Regions from separate parts of the Mus musculus genome. Here region 1 is linked to region 2. Evidence: chromatin loops called from intact Hi-C (ENCODE). Cell type or tissue: heart. All regions are shown on one strand. Each heading gives the region's core, and the rest is flanking DNA. Links, peaks and the distances in the headings are about the cores only.

Evidence for each region. A loop is a pair of places that touch in the nucleus more often than their neighbours do. Peaks named below come from ENCODE experiments on the same cell type or tissue, not always from the same donor. Only the 100,000 strongest peaks of a DNase experiment are listed, where the experiment ranks them.
Region 1: it touches region 2 in a loop (2.2-fold over the local background); 5 of 42 quality-filtered maps call a loop at or near these places.

Annotation. Positions count from the first base shown.
Region 1 is chr9:71,799,390-71,812,220 of GRCm38, forward strand. It overlaps a transcript of Cgnl1 not described here. Among named protein-coding and RNA genes, the nearest start is that of Cgnl1, 34 kb to the left of the region's middle. In heart, for the core only: CTCF peaks have their summits at 7,235 (motif pointing left) and 9,427; a DNase peak (open chromatin) is centred at 7,242; H3K4me3 peaks cover 770 bases; H3K27ac peaks cover 2,163 bases.
Region 2 is chr9:71,538,471-71,551,301 of GRCm38, forward strand. Myzap (myocardial zonula adherens protein) reads right to left here. Exons shown (of 13, transcript NM_001033208.4): 8 at 11,709-11,837; 9 at 10,254-10,333; 10 at 8,199-8,304. Among named protein-coding and RNA genes, the nearest start is that of Myzap, 47 kb to the right of the region's middle. In heart, for the core only: a CTCF peak has its summit at 5,505 (motif pointing right); DNase peaks (open chromatin) are centred at 5,581 and 9,391; H3K27ac peaks cover 933 bases.

The sequences.
Region 1 (12,831 bases), core at 2,813-10,812, 260 kb after region 2:
CCTCAGATGGATCTGGGATCTTAACATCATCTCATAGCGCGTGGGGCCTGGCTCAAAACTAAATGTGGAAATTCTCAGAATTTTTCTTAACAGCAACAACAACAACAAATAGAAGACAGAAAACAGAAGTGTTGGTCCTGTCACGGAAGCGTAGCCATTACCCAGAGCTTGCCTAAAGTCTAATTTCCCAGCCCCTTAACTTGAAGGGCCCACACAGCCTTCCTGGCCTGACCTGGGCTCAGTCTTCCCTGCTTGCCAAGCCTTTCCAACAATCTATCTCTCTTTCCTCAAATGCTGATGATAATGAGCGTTCACACCACAAAGAGGGTTCAAGAAGAACCCGGGTGGCCAATACTAAGGCTGCTTCCCTGGGAAGTACAGCCTCTGAAATCAACCTGCCTGAAAATGACCTTTGCTGGGCACACAGCCACGTCCAAGGTGGGAACAAGGACATCCTTCTCCCTTGGTTTTAATTGGGAAGCACGGTCCAAGTTGTTTTACATAACTCATCTGTCCTTCTAGTTTGCCTCTATAGAAACTCCCCATCTTCTATCTGACGGGGAATAAGCTTGGCTTCCATGACCTGAGGTGAGTTCTGATGGACATTTTCTTTCCTTCTCACACAATATTTCTGTCTTGTTTTAATCATCGGTCCACATGACGTCCCTCCTTCTTTACTCTTTGATACATAGAAGTCAGCTTTTCTCACCTATAATAGTGGTGAAACCAGACGAGGCAGTCACAGTCATAGGGAGGGCCTGTGTCTGGAAAGCTCTGCTGCACTGCAGGGTGGGTAGCCATAGCAGCTGCAGACAGCCATCAGCCAAAGGAGGCAGGCCTGGCCACACACAGGGCTGGTGTTAGGCTTTATTGCCACTTCCTTTATCTGTGAGTTCACTCTTCTTTATTTTTAACTAACAAATACGTTTTGTTCATCCTCATCTGCAAAGTAAATTCAAACTCAGCCATGGATACATGAGACTCCCCCTGCCCCCCGGCTCCCCAATTATGGAAAAGAAATGATAGAGCCCCCCAATTATGGAAAAGAAATGATAGAGCCCAAGACTCAGACAATCGGGAGGCAGAGGCAGAGGAGGCAAAGGAGGCAGAGGAGGCAGAGGAGGCAGAGGAGGCAGAGGAGGCAGAGGAGGCAGAGGAGGCAGAGGAGGCAGAGGAGGCAGAGGAGGCAGAGGAGGCAGAGGAGGCAGAGGAGGCAGAGGAGGCAGAGGAGGCAGAGGAGGCAGAGGCAGAGGCAGAGGCAGAGGCAGAGGCAGAGGCAGAGGCAGAGGCAGAATGGCTTTGCTGGCAGTGACTGGTAAGACAGTACTAGAGTTAGGAGGTCTGTGGTACCAGCTCTTTTCAGACGTTTGAACATTTCCACATTTTATATTTAGTTTCTCTGTTCACCTGATGACGGACATCTGGCTCGTTTCCTCCTCTGGGCTACCGCCAATCGTGTTGCTCTGAGCATCGGTACACCACTGCTGTGCCAGAGTGTGTCTTCAATCCGTGTGTGTATATACCTAGGGGTGACAGTGCTGCTGCCCAGGATAACTCTAAGAGGAGGAGCCATGATGACCACAGCATTTTACATGCCCAGCAGCAGTGAGTGTGGGGCGTGTTCCAACACACTCATCACTGACAATCTCACTATAGTCTAACTCGGAATGCCCATGAGATCTTGTCCAACTTCTTGGGCTGTACATATAGTACTAAAGCCCCAAACCATCACTATCATTATTCTTTATATTTATTTCTCTTCTTCTCCCTCTTCTCTCTCTCCTTCCTCTCCTTCCTCCTTCTTTTCTTCTCTTCTCCTCCTCCCTCCCTTTCCTCTTCATCATCTTCTTTTTCCTTCTCTTTATCCTCTTCTCCCCCCTTTTCCCACTTCCTCATCTTCCTCTTGTCAGAGGGCCGGTGCTCTTCCCCAGAGCTGTGTTCCCAGCCCTAAACATGCCCCGCCCCAATGCTGGGTATTGACCCCAAGAAGTCTTGTGTGCTAAGGAAGCACTCCACCACTGAGCTATATCCCCAGCCCTAACGCTTGGTATCTGCGGAACAGGCAGTCAGGAGGCTGCAGCTTTCACCTGCTGCTAGAGAGGGAAGAGGTCACTCACTCGCACGCATGTGCGCACGCACGCACGCACGCACGCACGCACGTGTTCCGTACGTGTACTGTAGGTAGTGATGAAAACTGAATACTTACACTGTCTGCCCCTGAGTCGCTCCAGGACCAGTCAACAAGGTGTGATCTGGCTCTTTCACTGGTAGGAATAAAGGTTCCCTCCAGCCACTCTGGTAGGGAAAAGTTTATCATCATGAGACCTCCTGAAGGATCTCACAGTGAGGACCATAGGGAACCCAGGTCCTTCTTAGGACCAGGGGATCTCTTTATATCTGTCTTCCTCAGTTTCACACCTCTGCTCATCTGCCTGCCCTTCTGCAGCCCCTGCAGATACCTTCTGTCTTTATGATGGGGTTCCTAGCCCCACGGGGCCCCCGAGTCAGTACTATCCTTCTGTGGCCCGGTCTCCACCTGTCAATTCCACATTCTCCAGTGGCCTCAAAAGCCGTGAGACATTCCACTTTTCTTCAGCCACGGAGAGGAAGGAGCACAGGCCTGTGGCAGGGGTGTGACAGTAAAGCCAGCTTCAGCACCTAGGAAATTAGAGGTGTCCTGGAGGAGGATGGGGTGTGAGCCAGGATAGAGCCACAAGGAATGAAGAAATGAACCGTTAGGCCAGGTATAGGGTGAGAAGCCACAGGGTGTTCAGAGCCCAGCAGGTGAGTGGCTTGGGAGGGGAGGAGATTCAGAGGAGAGTGTGTTGGTTCAGGTCTGATGGCCGGCAAACCCAGCAGGCACCTAGTTCCTAACTTGTTTATCTGAGGAGCCTTTTGCTTGCATAACAACTATCATCAGACATTCTCTGCTTGACCACAGGGAAGCAGGGCAGAAATGGACTACAGTCACTTATCCAGGACTCCTCCATCCCCTCTGCCTCTGTCTTCTATGGATGGCTATAGCTATGGTCCCTCTACTCACCCCTGGATCTCTATGAATTCCAGTTACAGCAGGAACTGTGGGAAGGTTTTCTGCAGAGGATCCCAGAGGGTGGGGCTTGAGAGGAGAAGGGACCAAGCCTGTTGAGGGGGCACCTGAGGGCCTGAGTCAGGAGATGGGGTGCTCAGACAGAGAAATGGTAGCAGGGTTTGGTACAGCTTAAGTATAAAAGGAGAAGCCTGGGAGCTAGGGTCCCACACACTGTCTAGCACAAGTGGGGTCCCCTCTGCCATCTGGGAAAACAACTCAAGGCGCCTTCAGAGAAGCCTAGTGTCTAAGGATTTCTTGATTGGGTGGAGAGGTTTAAGGTCCAGCTCTTAAGTTAGAGTTAATTAAATCATACCAAATTACAATCAAGACACATTATTTTAAAGAGGGTTAATTAAAAATGGTGACTGTTTCAAAGCACCTGCCAGTTCTTAACCAAGGAGAACCTTAGTGCTGGTTAATAAAAGTACTGAGATTAGCTGAGCCAGGGAAGGGGTAAGGGGAAGGGCAGGGTAAGGGGGTTGCTGGAGAGCCTTCCCTTTTGTTCTTTAGATTTGAGATTAATAAGGTTTTATAGGAGGAAAAGTCCGGGTACCTGCAGGCTGCAATGCCAGCAGGGCACCAGCTGCCAAGGAACTCGGCTCTAAGGTAATTAATTTTTCTCCTTGGCCTTAGAATCTAATACACACACAGTTAGGAATTCTAGAACTTGTCACCTGCCCCGGAAATTTTCTTCTATGCGTGTGGAAAATCTAGCTCATCCACACAAAATTAATTACCAAAAACAAACAAACAAACAACCCACTATTCTGCATCAACTACTTATTTGATTTGTTTATTTGAGATAGGGTCTTACTATGTATCTCTGGAGGACCTGGATACAATGTACAAACTCACACACATCCTCCTGTGTCTGCCTCCCGAGTGCTGGGATAAAAGGTAAGCCATGATCTCCAGGGCAAACCCCAGAGGAAGACTTCTACTGTCTCCACTCAGCAGTTTTCCCCTCCTACAGGGGTTTTCCGGCTGAGGGTCCTCATCCAGCCCACTGCTGCCACAGAACTCCGGGAGGTCACCTCAGCATCTGGCTGGGGTGATCCAAGTCTCTCCACTCCCGGCCACCTCCACCCGGTCCTCACACTTGTTTGGAGCTCAGCTAGGCTCGGAGGCTGCACCTCTCTCTCCATCTATCTTCCCCAGCTAAGGCCCTAGGCCCGGAGGCTGCACCTCTCTCTCCATCTACCCCAGCTAAGGCCCCACCTGGGTTCTGCATGTCTAGCTTATGCCATTACTAAAACAGGAGGCTCTCAGAAGGGAGACTGTCACTTTGAGGCCACATACAGAAGCATAGAAAGAATGTGTGTGGAGTCTGAACATCCATCAACTCTTTCGGTGCAAACATCTGTTTGAAAGGAGACAGGAGCAGACACACTGTTTGCATCTCCTCTGTCCCTATTCCTCTGCCATAAAGGACCTGGGTTGGGAGATAGCTGGTAAACATCACTGGAGGCCACAAATCCGAGACTCAGAATCAGCAAGGGTAGCTTGTTCTAAGGCCTCTTGCTGTGGCTTAAAGTTGGCTTATTTTCCCTGTTTCTTTCCATAGAGTCTCTCTTTCTTTTTCTCTTTCTCTCTCCCTCTCTATCTCTCTATCCCTGTGTGTGTGCTTGTGTGTGCCTTTAGACAAAAGTCTCTCTCTCTCTCTCTCTCTCTCTCTCTCTCTCTCTCTGTGTGTGTGTGGGGGGGGGGGCTCACACGAGAGTTGTCCCCTAATCTCTTTTTAAAAGGTCATCAGGCTTGTTGAATTAGAGCCCACGCATATGACTTCATTTCGTCAGTAATGACCTCTTTAAAGGACTATGTGCAGTCGCATTCCAAGACACCAGGGTCAGGACTTGGTCGGTAAAAGGTGGAAGGGCACATACCATAATACCTGAGGACTGACATCATTTCTACAGACTGGAATTTAGAAATGAAATATGAAGGGGCTTCGGGTTGTTACCACTGTACCAAAGAGTTACAAACACTCAAATCCCTTTAAATCCCAGCTAAGTTTTAACAGCAGCAGCAGCAGCAACAATAACAACAACAACAACAACAGCATTTCTGTATGCACAGAGGTCTGCCTGTGGGGTTTACTGTAATATCTGTGTCCATGATGCTCTAGGCATCTGCATAAGGTGTTGCATAGAAGGGGATTTTTTTTCCTGAACACAGCAATAGTTCTTTAATGCAATTCTGTTTTGCTCTGCATCGATGTTTTGCCTGCACATATGTCTGTGTGAGAACATCAGATTCCACCTAGAACTAGAGTTTTAGACAGCTGAGAGCTGCCATGTGGGTGCTAGGAATTAAACTTCGGTCCGCTGGAAGAGCAGCCAGTGCTCTCTGAGCCATCTCTCCAGCCCCATGGCATTTTTAAAAAAAGCAGCATTTTATTAAGTTCTTGGATTATAGAGATGGTTCAGCTGTTAGGAGAACATACTGCTCTTGCAGAGGACTTGAGTTTGGTCGTTCAGAACCCATACCGAGTGTAACTTCAGCTCCTCCAGGCCAGACCTCCCCCCTACACACACACTCTCACACACATACACAGAGAAACACTCACACACACACACATACACAGAGAGAGAGAGACTCACACACACACACACACACACACACACATACAGAAAGAGAGAGACTCACACACACTCACACACACACACACACAGAGAGAGAGAGACTCACACACACAATACACTGATTTTAAGAAATGAAATGGTACTTCACAGATGGCTACTTACTATCATAAGATAGTTCTTTTTTAAAGGTATCTCTTTGGTTCTGTGGCTGCTTGTTTTGAGACAGCTTTGCTCTCCAGTCCACTATGGGTCCTCCTGACTCTGCCTCCCAGACACTGGGATGACAGGTGTATGCTCTTGGAAGCATCTCTTAAACTATAATCCACAAAGCTCAGGGTGGCACTTTGTATTGTTTTCACACAGCCCAGAGCCTTTCCAAGCGTCTCATTTTCCCTGCTATTAACAGCTTCTGTTATGCTAAGGCTGGTTGAAACTTTGGAGCAAAGGAAAGCGACCAAGTGCTGGTGGAGAGCTGGGTCCTCCCTCACAGAGCTGAAAGCAGGGATGGAGAGAGCAGAGTGAGGAGGGGGGACTGGACAAGGGGAAAGAGGACAGACTGCTTCTCTCACTGTGTGCCCTCTCCACCCTCAGTCATGCCAGGGTGCGGCTGCCTGGCCTGGGTAGGAAGCCATGCCCCTTGGTGTCCCTGGAAGTCCCCCCTCAGGGTGAACTGCCTGCAACACTACACTGCTTCGTCACCTGGACCCTGAGAGTCCCTGACCCCTCTCCTGACCCTTTGACATCAGTCAGACTTCCTCCTCATGTAACAGGAACCAGGAGTCTGAGACCAGTGACGCCTCAGTGACTCATGGCCTGCTCCCTAAAGAAGTTCCGGGCAGCTCACACTAGAGGTAGATAGTCCCACGGTGCTGGGACAAGCAGGACAGCTACTCCTTGCTGTTTTGACTTCCTGCTTCTTTTCCATAGCAGGCCTCCTGAATAATGGGCACATCTAAGGCTAGGCCAGAGCCAGCCTGGTGACTTGCCTGGGTCTCAGGCTCCTGTCCTTGCATGTCACCCTAGGAGCTTCCAGAATCCTAGAACCATGTGGCCAGTGAAGAAGGCTTCCTGTCCCACCTGTGTGAGACAGCCAGCCAGTCTCTTTTCCCTTCCAGTTCTCCAACTCCACAGCTCTCCAAGCCCTTGACACAGATGACATAAATACAGGCAAAGGGTGCTGCACTGTTTAAAGCTGCCTGGCTGGCCTAGATATGACCTCTGATCTTCCATCTCCAGCCCTGATTGACAGCCATCTCAGGATATGATGGGGAGTGGAGGTGGGCTTTGTGAAAGACCCCTGTTCTGTACCTGTGCCTCCGGACAAAGATAATACATTCAGAGACAGATTCAGGTCTCTAACAAGGAAAATAGTTACTAGACATAAAGAAATCTTTGTCAACTAGATGGGTTAGTAAGTGGACTGGCTCTTGTCCCTTATTATCAAATCGGGTCAGCACTTCATGGTCAAGCCAGTGTGGATCCAGGCAGGCTCAGTTAACTCTTCTGACCATTCTATACAGCCTTGACCCCTTGGGAGAGTCAGCCGTTGTGTGGTGGCACCACCTGGTGGTAATGTATGGAGTAACTCCTCCAGGGACTTGAGTTTCTGAAGACACTGTTAAACTGCTTTAAACCTGTGCAGGCCCTGTATGTACTGCCATAGTTTCTGTGAGTTCATATGTGTTTCAGCAGACAGGTTCATAGCACTGAAATGGGGAAGTGGACATGAGCTTCCCTTCCTAACAAAGAGGTTATTTCCAATGAACAACAGGAAAAAATGAATTTCTCCAATTTAGTCTCACTGAGTATATTAACTACAGCTAATAACAGACTCTGTTAGTGTCCAGCAGTGATGACCAACAGGAAATGAACTCAACAGCATTATTATAGGCTTTTTTGGTTCATATTTCTTAATTTGGGCCTGTTTGTGTGTGCACACGTGTGTGCACATGTTTATGTGTACGTGTTACTGCTTGCATACTACATTTTTTTCAGTTTTGTCTTTTTATTGTGTATGATTCTGTTTCTGTGCATATATATATGCATACATATGTGTATATATATATATATATATATATATATATATATTTGTGTGTGTGTGTGTGTGTGTGTGTGTGTGTATTTTAGTTTTTTCAAGACAGGGTTTCTCTGTATAGCCCTGGCTGTCCTGGAACTCACTCTGTAGACCAGGCTGACCTCTAACTCAGAAATCCGCCTACCTCTGCCTCCCAAGTGCTGGGATTAAAGGCATGTGCCACCACTGCTCAGCTTATTTGTTCTTTTTTCTTTTTATGTGTATTTGTTTTATAAAAACAAAGATAATGAAGGCTCGGAGATGGAGGAGTGGGGAGTGAAGGAGGATGCGGGGGGGGGGGGAGGTGCTGGGGGAGGGGGAGATGCTGGGGGAGGGGGAGATGCTGGAGGGGAAACCATGAGCAGAACAAATTGTGAGTTTTCAATGAACAAATACAACTTTAAAAGAAAAGAAATTTCAAATGAAAGGCTTTCATCTCCGTAAACACTGAAGCGCCTTGGTACCTTCCACAAATGTGTTATGGAGTGAACACTAGACTTAAGACGAAAAGATTTGGGCTCAAATCCCATTTTGATGGCCTGTTGTTATTTACAGGACTTAGGAAAGGTATCTTAGCCCAGCATCTCAGCCCCCGGTCGGCTTGTGTGCAGTAAAAATAACCACAGCTCTCTTGTGGGACTCTTGCCGTCTCACACACACTGACAAGCACAATACCTGATCTCTGACACAAGCTTGGCTGTCCTAGATCCCCACACCTTGGTGACTAGCCCCTGCAGCAGGCTCAGTGGTCCCCTCTTCCCTAAGTGGGATGTGTGAGTTTTGGTCCCTCCCGGGCAGGGGTGAGGTCAAGATGGAGAGTGGGTCTTCAGAGCTTGGAGCCTTCTGACCTCAGCCGTCGTGGTGCTCCACCTCCTCCAGCATGGGTTACAATGAGCAGTCAGCCTAGGGTCTGTTTATCTCTGCTAACCTCATCCCAGGGATCCTGGCCACAACGTGACCCCTGAGCCTCATGTTCCTCTCTGCAGAGCAGCCTGGTACTACCTGGTAAAACTCCAAGCTGGGTATGGAATGGAGCAATGGCTTAGTAATTAAGAACACTTGTTGCTCGTCTAGAGGGCCTGGGTATAATTCTCAGGACTGAAATGGTGGCTCACAAGCCTCGATGACTCCAACTCCCCCAGTGTCTGACATCCTTTTTTGGCACCTATTGGCAACCTCAAACTTTATGTGTCCAGTAAATATAAATTTAAAATTTTTAATTTAATTTAATTTTATCTTATTATTTTGAGATATGGTCTCACATATGCCCATGCTGACCTTAAATTTACTGTGTTCCGCTTAGGCTAACCTTGACCTTCTGATCCTCCTGATTCTACCTCTAGAATGCCTGTATTGCAAGTATGAACCATTATGCTGGGCTTATTCAAGAGTGGGGATTGGTCCTGGGCAAGGTGGCACACACCTTTAATCCCAGCACTAGAGGGGACTAGGCAGACAGATCTCTGAGTTTGAGGCTAACCTGGACTACAGAGTAAGTTCCAGGAGACCCAGGGTTACACAGAGAAACCCTGTCTCGAAAAACTAAAACAAAACAACAGCAAAAAGCCTGATGGATGTACCCAGGGTTTAACAAGCTGGACAAGCACTCTACCATCTGAGCTATAAACCTTGAGTTTTGCTCTATAGTCCCAAAAACAAAGAACCTTCCCTCTCCCAACTTTGTCTCTAGAGGGAGCTCTTCACCCCAACTCCCCAATACTCACTCAGGAAGCTGGGAAGAGAAGGTTGGAGAAGAGGGACAGGTGTCTTTAGTTGAAGCGGGGCAACAGCACTAGGACAATAGAGCACGGGGTAGTGGTCTCAGCAAATAACTACAAGCTGGGGTTTGCTTACCCAGTGGGACAGGAGTATCCAAGCATCTGGACACGATCCAGGAGTCAGAGCGAAGGCAGATCTCCAGGCAGTGCTCCGCTGTCCGAAGCCCACAGTACCTTTGCTCAGGGCACCCGAGAGCCTCTCGGCTCCACAGGAGGATGACTTAGCAAAGTGCCCCAAACACTGCTAGATTTGGGTTCCCACTGAGGCCCAGATGGGGTTGGAAACTGTTCGGGAGCTGATGCCTTCTGCGCTTGAGTGTGAGAGTGAGCTCCACCCCAGCATCCCACGCATTGCTTCAGTCAGGTCGAGAGGAGTCAGGGACCTACAGCTGTGCGCAGTGTGGCTGCTCTCCTCTTTCTAGCCATCCGTTAATTTTTACAGACCCTAAGTAAAACTCCTACCCCAAAGAGGGAAAGACATAGATCAGAATAGTCAAGATTTTCTTCCCAGGGTCCCCTAGTCTACAGCAAGTGCTCATCAGCATACCCAGAAGTTCTGACTCCATGGAAACGTCTACACACTGCGGGTGGGGGTGGGGGTGGGGCGCAGGGGGAGGGCTGGACCAGATACAGTGGTCGGATTGTAACAAAAGCTGCTCTCAGGGAAGGTCAGAGATCCCACCTGCTCACTCCATTTTGTTGGGGACTGTAGCTATCTCTTGGCAGTTCTGACTCCTGCTTGGAAGGATCCTGGTACAGAGGGGACTCTCACTCATCGTTCTGCTCAGCGGCCACCCTCCCTAGCCTTGGCCTATGGTGGCCTCCTCCCTCTCTTCTCCTGAGATGTACCATAGTAATTCCTCTCTGGCCTTGAACACTCACAGTTTAGATCGCTCAGCGCTGTGCTGGCTAGTTTTATGTCAACTTCTCACAAACTAAAATCATCAGCGCGGAGGGGACTGCTAGGCAAGCCCGTGGGGCATTCTCTTAATTAGTGATTGATGGGGGAGCTTGAGTTCTCTAAGAAAGCAGGCTGAGCAAAGCTATGGGGAGCAAGCCAGTAAGCAACATCCCTCCCTGGCCTCTACATCAGCTCCTGCCTCCAAGTTCCTGCACTGTTTGAGTTCCTGTCCTGTGATAAACAGTATACATTAAATAATCCCTTTCTTCCCAGAATTGCTTTAGTCAAGCATGGTGTTTCATCACAGCAATGGTAACCCTCACTAGGTCAGGTTCTCTAAAATGGAGTCTAAACTTAAAAGATTTGGTCTCCCAGTCACACTTGGAGGAAGTATGAGTTGAACATAGCTCATAGCTCATAGCTCTTAAACGGTTGACACCCACACCCGAAGCTCCCAGAACTGTGTACAAAACTGATACAGAACGTTCTCAAGGGACAGACGCCCACCCCATAATGAAGTCACCTGCTCCCAGGTAAGTAGGAATCCAAGGAAATTAGATTGTCCCTCGGACTCCCCCCAAGTATCTTGCAGCATCAGAAGATAAGCAGTAATGGAGCTGACCACAGGATCACCAGGTCTGCCTAATTACCCACGCCTCTCACCCCATCCAATCCATTCAGTTTAAACCTAACCTAATGGAGTCCCTTCATTTGTCCCTCTTCCCAGCAGGGTGGCATTGATTGCATCTCCTAGCCCTGCCCGTCACTATTGATGTCTAATTTTGTGGATCAGTCTGGTAGGCTCTGACTCTGCTCTGTTAAAGCATCGGATTCAGATAAATGGATCTGTCTCAGAAGTAATTCCTAAGAGGCACTGAGAAACTGTGACAATGCCTCAATGTGCGAGAGTATCAGCACCCACCTAAAAAACAGGCATAGCTGCATGTGCCTGTGACCTCGACATTGTGGGGTAAAGACACATGGAGCCCTTTGGCTAACCTAAATAGCCCCAGAGTTAGTGAGATCCAATTTCCAAGAAATAAGGCAAGAGAAGTAGAAAAATTAAAAAAAACAAAAATAAAAATACTTGACGCCTTCTTCTGGCCACCACATGTAACTGCAATGCAAGAATAGTGACTGTAATTTGAATTTGAAAGCTTTACTAAAAATATTGTTAAGCTCTATGAGAGAGTTAATTCCAGCACTCAGGAGGTAGAGGCAGGTGGATCTCTATGAGTTTGAGGTCAGCATGGTCTACATAAAGAGTTCCAGGCCAGCCAGGGCCATAGAGAGAGATGTCAAAAAAAAAAAAAAGGTAATAAAAAAAGTAATATAAAGTGGAGAGGGATAGAGGAAGACAATGCTGACCTCAGACCTCCACCTGGGCATTGGCCCATCAAAAGATGGTCCCTCTCCTCCATCTTCTTGCCCTCAGCTCCTCCTTCCCGGATCACAGGCTGTTGTGATGCCAAGAGACAGTTTGGTCAGAGCACAGAAGTCCTCCATAGCTGTGTCCCTCTCCTGTCCCTGTGCTGGCTCTGTGTGCTGCACATATCAACCCCTATAGCCCAGACATATAAACACTGAATGGATGGATGGATGAATCTAGGAGAGGGGCGCCTGTGCAGTGGGCGCCTTCTATGGGGGGATCCAGCAGCATGGAAGGGAAAGAGCAGGCTGTGTTACCCAGGCCTGTGAGCTCCAGCCCACAGCAGACCCGAGCAGCCAGGGTTTGCAGTGGAAGCATCAGGGTGCAATGAGGCGTTCTCTGAGCCCCCATGCAGAAAGGGTAGGTTCTTTAGAAAATGGACTTCACCCCCCCCCAGTCTTTCCACATTCCACAGCATGAGGTGGGGTGCAGGTGGTTTGCCTGTGGGGCTGAGTTTGAAAGGCACCTTCCAGACTTGCTTCCAAAACCAGCCTGGAAAACATTCAGGGGAGAATTTGTTTTTGTAAGCGAGCTTCTGCCAGACAGAGATAGTATCTTGTGGGAAAATGCTAGGCTTAGCTAATAAGGGCCAAGAACCATGAAGCGAGGTGGTCTGCTGTTCAGGGCCATTGCTAAGCAGGGCTGGGGGTGTGAGAGCAGCCAGGAGGACAGAGAAGGGCTGGGCTGCAGACCCATCAGGTCCAAGGCTGGGGACCTGACGCTCTCTCACTTTGGGTAACAGTGTCACCCAGCTGTAACACCAGCTGTATATCAGCTGTGCCCCATCCATACTGGGCAGCTCTTCTGCAGCAGAATGGGAGGAAATTAGAACACAGGACACAGAGTCCCACAGCAGAGCACTTGCAAACCTTCGAAGGAACCTGCAATCCACTCTCAGAGGCACACCTACCTCAGGGGTCCGAAGATGACCTTGCTCTTCAGACCTCCCCCTTTTCCATAAAATGGATCGTGCTAA
Region 2 (12,831 bases), core at 1,990-9,989:
TAGGTGTATTTCTATTTTCATTGGGCTCACTCCTACTTTTCCTGAAGTTGTTTGAACTGTGTCTATTCAAGCAAAAATGCCCAGAGGGTTAGAAGCAAACCAAGCTTTCCTTAAACAAGAAGAGACATTATTGGACAATGACTGTAGACAGTCACTCAGAAAGGATATACAGAGGGCCATCTCCAGATATAAAGGCCACCATATACAAATATAACGGAACTATGAGGACATTTGGCCGTATCTGCATTTTTGGGAGTGTGATCCAGCTCGGGGCGCCTCCTTCCCAGAGCACTGATGCTCTTCGCCTCTCTCCCCTTCTCCTCAGTGAGCATCTTCTGGGGCAGTTCCACCTGGCAGTTTCTCAATTATTTTTAATAGTCTTTTTTCAGTGCAGTTCTTTCTTTGATGTCAAGGAACCCGAGTTTCAAAAACAAAATATCCCGTGGATCTCTGAGTTCTCTGATCTGCAGTTTAAGGTTGTATGTGTAGAGGCTACTGCCTGGGAGTGTTCTCACAAATGAGCACCCCACGGGGGTCAAGGGTTCCTCTGAATAGCATTATCTTCCCTGTTTGTTCCAGAGCTCAGCACAGATACACACCAACTCTTCCCCCGGAGAGTGTACAACTGTTCTTCTAATCACACCCAGTAAGATGCGTCCACCTCTGCCTCTACCATCTTATCATCTTCCAAAGAGCCGGAGACTAAATGTTGAGAAGAGCTCGTGCGACATGATCTGGGGACAGTTCAATTGAATGGGTTAGGGTTGAAGCTTCAGGGCCATGGCTCTTCCCTGACCCCCAAGGACCTACTTACCAGCTATGGGAAGTACTGGGGATGCAGGGCATTTGCCCAAAGCACCCTTTTGTGTTGCCCATCTCAGCACATGGAACAACAATTCTAAAATGAATTGTGTGCCAGCAAATAGGTGAACCACTTAAAATGGAAGATTCTTGAGATAGAGAGAATTTAACTCCTCGACTCAAGAGCCCGATGAGGGGTGTAGCTCAGTTGGCCGAGCGCTTGCCTAGCATGCATGAGACCCTGGGTTCAATCCCCAGCACTGTATAAACTGGGAAAGCGACACACACATGTCATCCCAGAACTTGTGAGGTGGAGGCAGGAGGATCAATAGTTCAAGGTCATCCTTGGCTACACAGTGAGTTTGAAACCAGCCTGAACAACATGAGACCCTAGTCCCACTCAGACACAAACAAACAGAAACAAACAAACAAAAAACAATGAAGTGTTTTGATGGCTAAGCTAGAGAGTAGCACACAGTATAGAAAAGAAGAGGGGTCAGTTTGGTTCCCAAGATTCCCACAGAGAAGAAGGCCAGCCCTGAGTATGGGGGAAGCTATCAAGCAGATCCTCTGATCACTTACCTCCACATTGTATCTGTACCACAGGAAACCATTTATTGAGAGCAATAATATTAGTAGTAGCTAGTATTCATTAGGTATTTTCCATGATGCTTCAATGAACATAATAAGTGAAATATAGATCCATAGATCAATAAAAATCTCATATATATGTAAATATATGTGTGTATATACACACACACACACACACATATATATATATATACACATACACTCTCACACTCATTTAATTCTAGCCCACAAAACACACTCAGGAAGATACTCTTATTATTTCTATTTTTCAGAAAGGGAAATGAATAAAGTTTCAAAGTCCCACAACTGTAAACTCGGGTCTGCTTGATTCTAAAGTTCAAATGTACAAATTCTTCTAGGCCACTCCTCACATTTGAGCATAAGGATCTCTGACTGCAGGAGGAGTGTGTGTGGACTTGCAGCCTGTGGAGGGCCATTTCAGAAGCTTGCTTTTTATGGACAGGAGGGAAATTGCTCTACCAACTGGTTAAAGAGCCAGAAACTTAACACTTCATCCTCAGACAAGGCCATGGCACTGTTGCTCGGCCAAATGTCAGAGGTGATGAGCTGAAAGCCATTTCGATGGGAATTGCAAACATGTCCTGCTTTGGTTTCCATGTGAGAGGCAGGCCCTGCTAATAAAGGCATTGCATTCTGTTGTTCACTGACGCAGGGCACTGTAGCCAGGTGTAAGGCAGAAAGGGACCCTTTAAACCAGTGGTTCTCAACATGTGGGTTGTAACCCCTTTGGAGGTCAAGTGAGCCTTTCACAGGGGTTGCATATCATATATCCTGTATATCAGATATTTACATTAAGATTCGCAAAAGTAGCAAAATTACAGTTATGAAGTTGCAACAAAACAATTTTATGCTTGGGGGTCACCACAACAGGAGGAACTGTATTAAAGGGTCCCAGCATCAGGAAGGTTGAGAGCCACTGCTTCAAACCAAGATAAGGATGACAAGTCCATGCAAACAAGGGATAGCTCGAGCATACTCACAGGGCAAGCCTGTATATACACATGTTCTCTATTTTCTGTTTAACAACTGACCTCACTCTCTCCTGGCAGCTCCACCCACAGCCCACAGGTCTCATAAAGCTAAGACAGCAGCTATGAATGTGACGCAACACAAAACCATACATTTATGTAATATACAGGATGAGCTGCTAGCATTCTCTCTCTCTCTCTCTCTCTCTCTCTCTCTCTCTCTCTCTCTCTCATTCTTGAACATGGCTTTGTCAATAACGCTGTGCTGCAATGTCTAAATGTTGGGCACACCTGTGAATCTGATGGGTCCCTGTCACTTATGGGACACTGCTACACCGTGGACACCTACAATCCCTATTGCACGTTACCATGATACAACAGAATGCCTCCAGGACCCAGAGCCTAGCTAGGCTAGCAGGAAGAGATGGACTGGGTTTTAAATTCCCTGCTCCCGGCCCTGGTTGCTGGAGCTGCCCTGCACTAAGTTCACCGCCAGCTTGCCACTGGGTACCGGAGCTTCTTAAGGAGTCTGGCCAGACACTGACAGCATGAAACTCTATAGGAAACCCAGTCTGCTGGGTACTAGACACACATACTCTCACCCTTACACACACTCACCCTTACACACACACACACACACACACACACACACACACACACACACAAGAACCCAATATCCAACCTGCTTCCACCTGCATTTGCCAGCTTTGAAGGTTTTTCTAAAGTTGCCCAGCAAGGTAGAGAAGCAGACAGGGGAACATCACTTCTTTCTATCTTCTCACCTTAACCAAACTGCTATGTTGGTGACCGGGGAGACACTTAGTGGATAAAGCTGTCCCTGCCCAAGTGCAAGGACCTGAGTTTGGATCCCCACCCTCCACATCAAAAGTTCAGGTGGGTGTGGCTGCCACCTATAATCCTAATGACTGGGAGGTGGAAACAGGATCCCGGGGCTAGCTGGCTAGCTAGGCAGGCTCTATCAGTAAGCCCCAGTCTGGTGACAGACCCTGCCTTGGTAAACACAGCAGAAGGACATGTGGTATCAACCTTGGCCTTGACAGGCACACATGTGCTCACACACACAAGCACTCATACATATACAGACCAAAAAAACTTCATAACAAAAAAAAAGGGTGAGAAAAAAAAAGAAATGAAATGATGCTTAGTAGTTAAACTGGAAAATAATTAGGGAGCTCGGGCTTGGTCTTATTACACGGTCCAAGAGCTTACTGCTCCACACAGTGGAAGCCAAGTCTTCATTGAGTCAAAGACCGAAAAAGCCACCTTTAATTTGAGCAATGTTCTTAAAAGTTTAGTTCTACTGAGGTGGGGAAAATATATTACTTAACATAAAAGGTTTTGAAGAGACTCGGACTCAGTAGCTGGATTTGGGGGGCTGATAAGCCTCCAGTGACAGTTTCTTCAAAGCCGTTATCACCAAAGTAGGACCACAAAAATGGCAAGAGACATCACCAAGAAGTCCCAGCCTTGGGAAAGGTGAAGTTGTGGCCCAGACAAACCTTTGGGCTTCAAGGGAAGGAGGGAAAATGTCCCTGCCTACACGCACAGGCTGCCCCTTAGACTAGTTCAAATATGCCTCTCCCTCTGTGTACCAGGTGTTGACTGAAGTGGGAATTCAGCATTCCTTAGTGACTAATTCAGTATGCAGTTTTCCAAACGAGGCCCAAGTGACCTGGGGTGATTGACTTGTGACTTTGTAGATTTTGTCACAATGAAGGGAAGTTCTCAGAGAAAGCCACGCCTGTGTTAAGGAGCCTACAAGGCTGGGCGGCTGATGAGAACGTGCTGATTGTGGGGAGTAGGAATGTTGCAGGTCCAGAGGCAAATGATCTCGGGCTGTTATTAATTGCCCAGCTGTGTCTGACTTTGTGAGTGTCATGTGAAACCTTCTGAGGTATATTACCATAATAGGCCATTAGTAGTCAACCATCCAAAGCTAAGAGCATCATCAGACAGCTCCTACGACATATGACAGAGATTTCCCCACCTGCCAATTCTCCTAATGATGTATTTGAAAAGTGCCTTGATTTATGGCTTCCTTTTGCTCTGTAACGATAGAGACTTCACAACATTATCATTTGGGGGTACCCTAAATGCATGTTCCCAGGTCATGATCATTCAATTCTGACTCCAGAATAAACTCTCTCATTCCCTTTGAGGTGTGTGTGTATGTGTGTGTGTGTGTGTGTGTGTGTATCCTCTTTATGTAAAGCAATGACAAAGCTGAGATCACAGTAACAGATACAGTCTAAAAAAAGAGACGGTTCTTTGTCTAAGAACACGGTGGAGCTGGTGAGATGGCTCTGTGGATAAAGGCACTTGCTGTGCAAGCCAGGCCGCCTGGGTTTGATCCCTAGAACTTGGGTAAAGGTGGAAGGAGAAAATCCACTCCATAGAGATATCCTCTGACCTCTACATGTGTCTTGAGGCAAGTGTGTATGCATCTGTGCACATGCACGCGCGCGCGCGCGCGCGCGCACACACACACACACACACACAATAAGAAAAAATAAAATAAAGAATATTGCCAAAGTCAGCAGATTTCCACCAAGTATCCCTGCAGGCCACACGGAATCCTGGAGCAACACTAGCAAGCTCCGGGATCAACCCCTCTCTTTGTAAAGGGATGCACCTGCGATCTGGGGCTGAATACTGACTCTGAGCAGCCAATGTACACTGAATGGGACCCGACGCTTTCCTCATTGAGAGTGCCACCCGGTGGCTCTAGCCTGGCCCTGCACCTGAGCCTGCACCTCCCCTGGTTCCACAAGACCTGTTTCTAAGACCACAGTCAGCTCCAGGGCCTCTCTTCGGCCATATCCTCTCCTGTGCTCCCAACTCCCGCTGATTCCTACAGCTCCGGGCTCATTTCCAGCTTGGTGGCTCCTCTGGACGAGCTCACCTGTCCATGGCACTCGGCCACATTTCTAACTTCAAACAAGGCATCTTCATAAACACCCACAATAGTTAAGGTTTTTAAATTATTCTCTCTTTTTTTCTGTTGATGTGACCACAATGTGCTAGACAAACTTATTATTTTTACTTCCCAATTTAAAGATCTTAAATTCAGAATACTTTTAAAACTCTCCTCTCACTGTTAGAACCCAGAAGCCGGTAGGTGGCGCTAGTGCCACTCACAGTGCTGGCTCACAGCGCTGGCCTTTTCATTACACTGACGTCCATACTCGGGTATGAGAAGCGTGCGAGGGAAATGTGAACTAAAAGGCATGAATGCCAGACACTGCACACGTCCCTGTTTAAACACACACCACACACATGCGGGGTCAGCCCTCTGTGCTCCAACCACTGTGGATTCAACCACCTGCATATTAAAATTATTTGAAAAAATAAAATTACATCTGTGTTGAGCATGTACCGATTCCCCCCTCATCGTTATTCTCTAAACAACACAGAAAAACAACAATTTACACTGTCTTTAGTAGTATATGTGATCTATAAATGATTTGAGATACACAGAAAGGAGACTGGAGAGGCAGTTCAGCAGTTAAGAGTACTTGCTGCTCTTCCAGAGGGCCACATCTCCAGTAGCTCACAACCACATGTGACGCCAGCTCCAGGGGGATCTGACACTCTCTGCTGACTGAAACAAGTAGTGAACTCATATAGGGCACACACACACACTCTCCAAAGTAATTCTTTAATAAAAAAAAATTAAATCTTAAAAACAAAACAAAACAAAAAACATAGAAGGATTAGGCCTGGAGTATACAAAGACCATGCCATCTACATAGGAGACTTGACCATCCAAAAATGTTGGAATCCTTAGAAGGTTCTAGAACAAAATGCCTCAGATGCTGAGAGCCAAACATATGTATATGTTTCCTTCACTCTCTTTAATTAGGAGCATTTATCATACTCTGGAGAGAGGATATAAAACACACTATTCTGAACTTGTCTGGAAGGACCATTTTTAAAAAAAATCTCTGATTTTGGTGTCAGTCTCAACTCCTTTTAGACAAGGGTTTAACTGATCCAAGAGCCAATCAATCTAGGGCTTACACATAGTCTTTCTAATACTAGATATGAGCAGACGCCCTTGTGTGAGGAAAGAAGATTGCATAACTTAAGGCATCCCCCTACATGTGGGAAGCCCAGAGGCAGAGAAGGTGTGCCAAGGGTCACTGCGATGATGTGTGCCTTCTCTTGGCAAATACACTTCTGCTCATGGGGGTGTGATGGGATCTCGCCCATCACAGTTGCTGGTGGTGCTCCCCATGAATGCAGCCTGGCTCCTCCCCAGCTTCTGTGGTCCCACTCCCTTGTGTGCAAGCCACACAAGACTCAATACATCGAGGCCGGACTTCTCATTTGGAGACAAGACTTTGTCTGCTGTAAACATTTATTCTAGACCTAATGAAACAAAGGGTCTCTTCCCCACTCATAGCTCCACGGCCTTACCCCTGCTCCACTCCAGGAACACCCCGGCATTTAGGAATTTACTGCCAAAGTAGACAGGCTTCTGATTTCATCTGTCATGTGTATAAGTTATTGAAAGTAGATATACTTTAAGTATCAATGATTCCTTTAATAATAGTCAGAGCTGAGGAGGCACTCACTTGGTAATGTGCTTTTCTTACAAGTATGAGAAGCAGAATTCAATCCCAGAACCTATGAAAAAGGATGGCTAGGTGTGCCAGTGCAGGCTAGGTGTGGCAGTGCACACTTGCAACCTCATTCCCAGGAAGGGTAGAAATAAGGACCCTGGGGCTTGCCGGCCAGCCAGTCTGGCCTAACTGTCAAGCTTCAGGCCAGTAAAAGACCCTGTTTCCAAATATATGGTAGATGATACCTGAGGCAAAGAGGCTAAGGTTGTCTCCAGGCCTCCACACACATGCATACACACATGGAACACGCATGTACATGAGCACACACATACACAGCCATACACAAAATGGACACATTTTAAAGTAGTGGTTAAATAAGGGAAAATAGTTATTTTCCTGGCAACCAAACTTAATTCACTGGACTTTATTTCAAGCTAGAGAGTTAGATCCTAGATGTTCATAACCCTTTTACTGCTGTCCTTTCTCTCTCAGATTTTTCTATCTGATTTTCATCTACCATTTTTTTAATTAAGAAACTAAGAAACATCTACAATGACATGTGACCAGCTGTGGATTTTCCCCACATGTGGATTTTCTACTGAGCATCACCAAAAAGGGAGGCAGAGCCCACCGAAACAAGCAAAGTCATCCTCTCTCTTCTTAGAGAAGTACATAAATGTCCAACCTACCTGCTTCGCTTCTCATTAAGAAAAAATAACAGAACAACAAGCTTCCCAGCAGACCAAATATGTACCTTTTCCTATTATACACAGCTAAGGAGAGGAAGGATGTAGAAGAGAGAAGAGACAGAGGACAAACAAGTGAGAGATGAGCGGAAGGGAGAGGACGGGGTGGGAGGGGGGGCAGAGCATCATGGGAAAGGAATGAAAGGAGCAGAAGAGACAGGTGCACCCAGAGAAAGGCACAGCGGCTGGTGCAAGAGATGTGGGCAGGTTTGGAGGGAAGCCTGGGCTGAGGTCACCTTCTGTCACCTTTTGTCCCCCGAGGCCACCATGCTCAGTGTGCATTATGAACAGCACTTGACCAACACTTTGGTCTAGAGAAAACCCTCCTTCTAGGGGAACAATCATTGGTCCTCACAGCACATAACAAATGCCCGACAGTTTGGGCTGCGGTGACAGTGGCCTGGGCAAAGTCGAGTGTGAGCTAAAGTGGTATCTTTTCCTACAGCACTAAGCTGTCCTGGGCCCCAGGCTTCTCCAGAGCTTACCTCCTCAACCATCTGCTTGACTTTCTTCTGCTGGCAGTGCACCATGTCATCCAGGTGTCTGATCCGCTCCCGGAGGCTGGCCGACGCCTCCTCCAGCTGCTGGTACCTAAGAAAGAAGAGAGCACTGAGCCCTGACTCCAGACAGCTGCTGCCGCTCCCCCTACGGCGGCAGAGACCGCCACAACATTTCACAGAAGCGACACTCAAACTCAAGCCACACGCTCTTCTCCTGTGGACTCTAGGGATTAACTCAGGATCGCTATCACCTGAGAAAGAGCACCTTCCTTCAGGGCCCCTCTCGAGCTTCACTCTGTGTCATGACAAATCTGTCCTTTTCAAGGGCAGAATGAGAAGGCTTTTCTGCACTGAGAAACACGAGAGGCTTTCTGCCTGGGGGTTAATACAGACTGGAACATGCAGTCAGTGACCTTAATTAAGGGGAGGGAGAAGGAGCCCCTGAAATCAAGGGTGGAATCCAGAAGGACCTGCACACATCACTGCTGTGCTGGTCATTGACTGGGCCATCAAGGCATACACGGAGAGCCCTTCACTGTGTCACCACCCTGCACCCCAGAACTTTTTCTGAGAGCTTTTTCTTGAGAGACATTATTCTGTGTCTTTGCTCAGCTCAAGCTAACCAAAGGAGCTATGACGCCTTTGGCTACGTAGGCAGGTGACTATGATCTGTGTGTCATGAGAGCAGAACACCGGAAGAAATGTTCAGTGGCTGTGTCCCATTTCCCAGCAATAACCAGGTCCCTCATTAGCACCAAAGTAGAAACTAGTGAGGACCCCAACAACTTGGGAAACCCTCAAGTCATAGGAGCAAGGCCAGTGAGATGGCTCAGCAGGTAAGGGTGCTTGCTGCCAAGCAGTGATCTAAGTCTGATTCCCCACATGACCCAATGTGCTGAAAGGAAAGAATTAATTCCTAAAAGTTGTCTTCTGACCTCCACACTCATGCCATGGAACATCTGTAACACATATACATACCTGCACAACCAATCAACCAATCAATCAATCAATCAATATTTGAGATCGAGGAAAACAGATTTTTTTTTCCCCCAGCATGTACTATATAGCAGGCAGTAGGTCAAAGTTCCCTCACAACGTGAATCAAAGGGAGGGGCATCTGATCAACATAACCATTCTTTATTTAGAAAGTTTCCACTCCACAGGCCAAGAGCCTTGGGGGTCAGGTGACTTGCCCAAGGGCTCCAATCAGCCCAGCCTTCCCTTCCTTCCTCTCTGCCTTTTGATTTCTAGAAAAGCCAAGTATGACTCCTGTAATTTCCATCCAGGGTCTCACACACTCATGACCAAAGGGCAATGCAAGGCATGGAAACAAGCAACATTTTAAAATTAGTTTCCAGGACAAACGGTATCGGTCACAGCTGACGAGTTATCTCATTAACGAGGTACATCCTGTGCACTCAGGGTTATGAGCACAAGCAGATGGGACTTCTGTGCTTGTGGCCGTCATTTGATGTGTCCCGCTGAACTACAGTCACGATCGAGACACAGCTGCAAGCTCCTGAAGGAACTGGGCCCACATTGGGTGCTCTCAGCCAATGCCACTCTTATGTATAGGTTTGTCCTAAGTGAGGACCACATGAGTGAAAGCACAAGAGTCAATGAGTTATCAGAAACAGTGCACACTAGGTTGAGGAGAAGGCCCAGTGGGTAAGAAGTCTTCTTAGGCAAGCATGAAGACCTAAGCATGAGTTCAAATCCCCAGCACACCCATTGTAAAAACTTAGGCATAGCTGTGGATGTTGGGGGAGGGGAGACAGAAAGATGACTGGGCTTTGTTTGCTACCAGCCTTGTTCCAGGTTCAGCAAGAGACCCTGGATCAAGAGAATGAGGTAGAAAGTGATAAGAGAAGGACACCAGACTTCTTCCTCTGGCCTCTGTGGGCAAGAACATGCACACATGTGCATCTAGTGCACACGCGCATGCACACACACACACACACACACACACACACACACACACACAACCAGTGTGCATATCCACCTCTGAGTTGCTCGAAGTCCAAGGCCAGCCTGCCTCACCTGTTCTTGTCAGAATCTGCCATCTCCCCTGACATTTCTGTCTCATGCTCAAGGAGCTGGAGCTGGAGCTGATGCCGTTCCTAAAACAGACATAATCAATGGATCCAGATGGAGCTAGGCAGAGGATGAACACCAGGCACACCCAGCTCTCCAAGTCTGTACAACACTCCCTGTTCACACATCCACTAGGTCAGAGCTCAGAACTCAAAGGGGCCCAATGCATAGACATATGTATGGATCTGGAAAAAAACACTCTAGGCAAACCACATGAACCCCAGCCCAGGATTACACGTCTTATGAAAACTTATAGTTCTAAATAATGATAATCTATGTCGTAAATCAATGGCCCATGACATTGTGAGTCCTTATTGTTTTCAAAAACATCTAGCAAAGAGGCTCTGAAATTCTGATAATGGCTTATGGACCAACCCAGGTGTGTTTACACAGGAATAATTGCTTATAAGACATATATGATGCTGGCCATAATGGCCAGCACAATGGTCCCCCCAACACAAAGAAGTCCAGGACCTAGTCCCGCATAAACACACCATCTCACACAGAAAGGGGAACTGTGAAAACATGGTTAATGATCTGCATGGTCTCATGGATCAAGCTAGAGGAAGCAGTAGAGTTCAAGTTGGGATGCTAAGACAGCATTACATGGCTAACTCTGACACCAGAGTGGGACTTCTCACCTCCAGAACTGAAAACAATAAATTCACATAACCGAAAGCTACTTTTCGGCAATTTACTTCAGTAGCAATAAGAAACATATGTGTGTCAAGCTATATGCTTCATACACTTTGCTGAATCTATAAATGTGTGCGTATGTATAGATTTAAGTTTAATTTAACATTTATTTAACTTATTAACATTTAATGGAACTGTTAATAAAAGTACAGTACCTGTCATCACTGAAATCTCACTAGACATACATTATAGATATTAATATAGCAAAATCCTTTAAAAAAAAAAAAACGTTTGCAGAGCCCTGCCAGCAAAGGTGGGTCCATTTCTGCTCCTGCCTCTAGACTGGCTTGTAGACTCCGTAAGCCCCCCACCTACCCCCCAAGCTCCATTGTCAGCCTGTTTGCCACACACAGAAGAGTTTGCCTCCGCACCTCATTCAAGGTGTGTCATGCAAAAGTCAACCTGCCCCAGACACCTGCCCCAGAAACACGAGGGGCGGGGTGCTGATGGAGCCGCCAAACACATTGCCTCATTGGGTTAAATAAAGAGCACATCTGGGGCGCCCACAGAAGCTAGCTGCTGCAATATTAATTTGCAGAAAGAATTTTACAGGTGTTGATGTTTTTTAAACGTATCAAAATAATTGTGACGGGCTTGGCCTGATAGGTTTGTAGCTAATGGCTTGCCTACCACACACAAGGCCATGGGCTCAATGGCCATCACTACAGAAACAAGCAAGCAATAGTTACCAGCTGCGTCTGTTACCTTCTCCATGCGTTCAATCAGCCTGTCCAGTTCCCCGATCTTCTGGTCTTTCTCCTCCAGGCTGAGCTCAGCTGCCTCCATCTTCTTATTGGCCTCTTCGATGGCCTTCAGAAAGCTATTGGTTTCTTCCTGCAACAGGGTACACACTCTCCTCAGCACGGCCTGGATACCCAGGTGACTCACCCCAGTCCAGTCAGAGCCTCACTGGGTCATGATCTCCCTGGGAAAGCATGACCTTGGGACCTGTGTGTCTCACACAGAGTGGACTCAACTGTCTTGAGCCTGGTTTCGCCTCTGAACAATGCACATCATGTAGCTTCTTCTTTAACTTTATTTTACGTTTATTTTATTTTGTGTGTTGAGGGGATCTGGGTGACACGGGTGTCCGTGTGTGTGGTCAGGAGTGTGGAAGTGAGAGGGTAGCTTCAAGTGTCTGCTCTCTCCTCCCACCACGTGGGTTTCAGGATCAAGCTCAGCTTATCATCTGGCAGTAAGCATCTTTATCTGCTACGGTTCTCAACCTTCCTAATGCTGTGACGTTTTAAGACAGTTCATGTTGTGGTAACCCCTAACTATAAAATTATTTTCCTTATTTATAACTGTAATTTTGATAGTTATGACTCATAGCGTAAATATCTGATATGTAGGATATTTGGTGGGTGACCTCTATAAAAGGAGTTAAACCCCCAAGGAAGTCACCCTCTGACCCTTCAGGTGGCTTTTCTTTTTCCTAAAGATTTATTTATTTATTATTATTATTATTTATTATATATACACTGTAGCTATCCTCAGACTCTCCAGAAGAGGGCATCAGATTCCGTTACGGATGGTTGTGAGCCACCATGTGGTTGCTGGGATTTGAACTCTGGACCTTCGGAAGAGCAGTCTGCGCTCTTAACCACTGAGCCATCTTGCCAGCCCCCTCAGGTGGCTTTTCAATGAGTCTAGTCACTGTCTCTTCTGAAAGCTTATATTCCAAAGGTGTGAAAAAAAAAAGAAATGAAATAAAACAGCTTGTGAAGGGTTAAAAAATCTACACAAATGCTCTGAGTGTCACTGTGTGAGCCAACATACAACTGAAGTAGAATGAATTCCCAGATCTTCCTCCCACAATGCAATGCTC